Linked DNA regions of Mus musculus: region 1 is linked to region 2. Evidence: chromatin loops called from intact Hi-C (ENCODE). Cell type or tissue: left cerebral cortex. All regions are shown on one strand.

The links. Hi-C counts contacts between places; a loop is a spot of excess contacts. Peaks named below come from ENCODE experiments on the same cell type or tissue, not always from the same donor. Only the 100,000 strongest peaks of a DNase experiment are listed, where the experiment ranks them.
Region 1: a loop joins it to region 2, with 2.4 times the contacts of the local background. A loop is called at or near these places in 2 of 42 quality-filtered maps.

What each region holds. Positions count from the first base shown.
Region 1 is chr6:60,673,881-60,676,380 of GRCm38, reverse strand. No RefSeq gene overlaps it. Among named protein-coding and RNA genes, the nearest start is that of Gm35386, 88 kb to the right of the region's middle. In left cerebral cortex, no CTCF peak of the experiment used is centred here; no DNase peak of the experiment used is centred here.
Region 2 is chr6:60,563,085-60,565,584 of GRCm38, reverse strand. No RefSeq gene overlaps it. Among named protein-coding and RNA genes, the nearest start is that of Gm35386, 22 kb to the left of the region's middle. In left cerebral cortex, a CTCF peak has its summit at 1,122; a DNase peak (open chromatin) is centred at 1,131.

The DNA of each region.
Region 1 (2,500 bases), 110 kb before region 2:
CAGACCTGGCAGTCCTCTGTTGTATATGTGTTGGGAGTCTCATTTAAGCTGATGTGTGCCGCCTGGTTCATGATCCAGTGTCTGAGAGATCTCGGGGATCCAGGTTAATTGTGACTGCTGGTTCTCCTACAGGGTAGCCCTTCTTGGCTTCTTCCAACTTTTCCCTAATTCAACCACAGGGCTCATCAGCTTCTGTCCATTGGTTGGGTACAAATATCTGCATCTGACTCTTTCAACTGATGGGTTTTTCAGAGGGCAGTCATAACAGGCCCCTTTTTGTGAGCCTCAGTAATAGTGTCAGGTCTTGGGACCTCCCCTTGAGCTGGATCCCACTTTAAGCCTGTTGCTGGACCTCATTTTTCTCAGGCTCATCTCCATTTTTGTCCCTGTAGCTCTTTCAGACAGGAGCAATTATGGGTCAGAGTTTTTGACTGTGGTATGTCAACCCCATCCCTCACTTGATGCCCTGTCTTCTACTGGAGGAGGACGCTACAAGTTCCCACTCTGAGTGCTGGGAACTGATTCTCGGTCCTCTGAAAAAGCAGCTGGTCCTCATAACCAAAGAGCCACCTCTCCAGGCAGGCTAATATTTTACCTGGATGTTTGTACTCAGTCTCTTGAATTTCCTCTATAGACTCCTTTGTACCTTCTCTTCTTAGATGATGTATTGCTATCTTTTAGTACTAGGTAGCACTACAATATTCAGTGATTGGCATGTTAATGCTGTAAGCTCCACCCCCACCATAGTTTAGACATATAGAATGTATAAGAACTATTACATATAAACCAACTACTATGCACTGATCTGGTCTTTGTTTTGATGCCTAGTATATCACTGTGAATTTTGAGTAATAGTATTGCTGTGTCAATTTTGAACATTAGTCGTAAAAAACAATCTATCTAGGGTTGTATGCTTATAACTGGAGGACATAACACCTACAGGGTTACAGTTTTGTCTAGAGTATAAAGTCTATTCATTTATTCCTTTGCCACAGGAACAAAAATTCTCAATCTTTCTAAAGCTATGTGCTATTTAAGCTGCTTATGCTGGTCCATGAAGTTGTAAGGTTGTAAGGTAGCTCAAATAAGCTTCAGCCTGGAGATTCAATTTTTACAAGAGTCTATTAGCTTTATTATTTAACTTAATAGTAATTTGCATTAGAGCCTGGATCCTTGTAAGTATAAATCCAATTTACTTTTATAAAACATTGCAAATATAATTATAAATATAAATATAAACATGTTCCAGAAATACATAGATGTGGAAGAATGTTTATTTTCTTAATTGAATATTATATTTCTTTTGAATAAGAATTTTAAAAATTGAATATCATTTCTTTTCTTCAATGTAAACTATAGTTCAAGGATAGCTTAGGCTACATAAGACTTTGTTTCAAAAATATGCAACAAAGAAAGGAAGTGGCAGGGGTTGGGGTAGGAATATATACACAGAGGCATTCACATACTAAACTGTATCCAACCAACATCATGTTTATCCTAAAATTATCTATGACTGAACTTATAAAGGTGTTTATAGTTCCCAGTTTATTTTGCTGTTTAATTGTTTTAGGAGCTGATCAGCAGGTAAAGAAGTATTATATACAAATAGCAAGGTGCATGTGCAGAGTCAGAGGATAACCTTCTCAAATCAGTTCTTTTCTTCCATGATATGGGTCCTGGTGATCAAAGTCAGGCTGTCGAGCTCAGAGCCAAGTAACCTTTCCTATGGAGACACCTCACTGTCACAGTTTTACAGTTGCTACAGTTTTACAATTGTAGTACCAAACCCACATTTATACTTAAAATTAACTGAATTTGGCCAGAAAAATATTTTTTTCTTCAAGTTACCTATTTATAAAAGTCAGCAGTGTAACACTGATTTTGGCAATTTGTAAATCAAAAGATATGAGAGTCAGTGAGAGCAATATAAATTATTTTCTGCTCATTTATCAAATGACTTTGAGAATGCTGTATAGGTAGTTGAACTTATAGCTTTTTTTTTCTCTCATTTTTCCATTTAGGTGATATATGTCACATTTGCTTAAATATAGAATCAAATGGTTTATCAAACAAGAACATCTGAGTCTACATTTATGCTTTTGTGTGTGTGTGTGTGTGTGTGTGTGTGTGTGTGTGTGTGTGTGTGTGTGTGTATTTCAAACAGTTTTGCTGCTGTAGAGTTGAATGCAATAATAGAGGGAAATATGACCATTTACCCTTTCTCATGTCTAATTTTAGTGGTATTTTTCTGACTTTGAAGGGCTCCATTAAACATGAAAGTGGAGACACTTACATGAGATCACTCAGTACCATACCACACTCTTATTCAAATGTTATCAGTAGATTTAATGGAAGATACTGCATACCTTATTTTATTTTTGATAATCGTAACTTAAAAACGCTATAAAGTCTCTGACTTGATATCTATTAATAGGCCAGATATATGTTACCATTGTGAATGTATTTGCTCTGTGATTCTTTAAGGTTGATATGCTTTTCT
Region 2 (2,500 bases):
ATCTTAATCCATCATTTCTAAGACTAATTATGTACAATATTAAAGTCTATATAGACCCTGACATCTGTAGACATCAGGGAACTAGAAATTAAAACTCTTTCAAATTCTCATGTTACCTTAGAGAGAAAGACCATGATTAATAAAAATGTATGACAGCGGATAATGGCAAAGATACAGGAAAAGAAAAACACTTATACAGTCATGATGGAAATCAGCATGATGTTCTGCAAAATGCTGATAGTATAGAGACCACAAGATCCAGCTGTACTACTCATGGACTCTATGTCTTACTACAGAGATCCTTGCTCATTCCTGTTCATTTCTGGACTACTCATAATAGCTAGAAAGTGGAAACCATCTAAATGTTCATCAACTGATGAGTGGATAATGAAAATGTGATAACCTCACAAAATGGAATTGCTATTTAGTTATCACAAAAAATAATAAATTATCAGAGAAATGAATAGAGTAAGAAAAAAATTACCCTGAGTGAGGGAACCCAGGCCAAAAATAACAATCATTTCCTATTTTCTCATATATGTGCTTGGATCTCTGATTTTATGTTTAAATGTGTGTGTGTGTTTCACTTAGAAAACCCACAAAGGCTCAGTTGCTAGTAAGAGAAGAGGGTGTTGATAGGGAGAGAATTTATTTAAAGAAATAAGATATAGAATTAGTATTATGGGTTATTAGGATAAAGGTCAACACAAATCAGACTTCATGGTTTTAGTGGCTTTTTCCCTCCCTCCCTCCCTCCCTCCCTCCCTTCCCTCCCTCCCTTCCCTCCCTCCCTCCCTCCCTCTCTCCCTCCCCTCCCCTCCCTCCTTCCCCTCCCCTCCCCTCCCTCCCTCCCTCCCTCCCTCCTTCCTTCCTTCCTTCCTTCCTTCCTTCCTTCCTTCCTTCCTTCCTTCCTTTCTTTGTAACTTTTGTGTTTGTTAAAGTATGTAACATGTAATGTGTGGTAGATTTTGGAGGAGTTGGAATTCAAAAAAGAGTAGGATAAAACACACTGACAATCATTTTTTTAAAAATTAAGGAGAAAAAGAATAAAATCTTTTCAAAATAAACAAGAAGTTGAGACCATCTTGGAAATAAGTGGCAGAGGCCACCTAGTGGTGGTGAAGAAACATGTCCAATTTCCCAGACTTGTGCAAGGAAGTAGCTGAAAAGATCCGCAGTGTCTGCATCACTTTCAGCAGGAAAAAAGTTTGCTACAGAGAAGTCTATTGAGCACACAGTGTTTGAGTTCCAGGAGATAGTTTGCTTTGATTTTACTATCTGCCTAGGCAATTGTAGAATTTGTCATTACAAAATAGATGGCTATAGAAAAGATGAGTAAAGTTTTCCCTTTTTAAATTTTAGAAATCACCTTTAGGTATTTTTAAAGTGACAAATACATTAAATAATTTCATAAAACAGTGTTATCATTTTTATATCATCATTGTACATATGATGGATAAGACCCTGTTAGGCACAAGAAACACACAAAAAAGAAAGACATAGCCCAAGCCCTATGTGATTGTAAATGGAAAAGTGATGTGGAATATTACTTTCTCTGTAACAGAAATAAGGATAGTGAAAACAAGAGATCATTGAGGTCACTTTTGGGGAAAATGAACATAGAAATTATTCAACAGAAGAGGCAAATTGAGTTGTGTATGTGTGCTATGTGTGGTCAGTCTGTTTAGAAGTCTATATTATTTGTGGAAGGAAGAGCTGAATTAACTTTGGAGACATGCCTTAAGTAGCTCTTAAAGCTATTTGGCAAGACTTTTGTTCCAATTCAAGTACATAGTGAATACTTGGGGCACTTGAACACTTGATCTGTAGTTGGTAATGTTGTTTGAGTATGTTTAGGTGGTGTGGTCCTGGAGGAAGAATGTCACTGGGGTAGTCTTTAAGAGTTTAAGGACTCACATTTTTAGTTCGTTGTCTCTACTTCATGCTTGTGGTTCAAGATGTGAGGTCTCAGCTTCCATGGCTGCTTCTTATTGCTGTACTTTCCCTCCATGATGAACCCTTATCCCTCTGTTAGCATAAGTTAAACAAACACTTCTTTCTATAAGTTGTTTTGATCGTGGAGTTTTACTACAATAGAAAAGCAGGCTAATACAGGTATATATATATATATATATATATATATATAACTTAGCTTTGATGGTTTTCATGGTTTTCATATGCCAATGAATATTCCTTTTACATATTCCTCTCAGATCCAAGGATGTAAACACATCAACCCCAACATAAGTACTGGAGTGGTAGGTATTTTCTAGAGTGTGGTGTGACAGTCTTTGACTTGTCACAATAACTCATAAAATATACCATAGCATTTGCTTGTCTATGCATCTTATACCACATATTCTGCAGAGGGCAACTGGCATGCTATAGAGATAGTCAGGCAGTACAGTGAGAGGATTAAATGTCAAGAAACTGAAGACTCCAACTAACAGTTGTGTGAGCTTTCAATTGCACCTGCCACCCAAGACAAATCAGAATCACT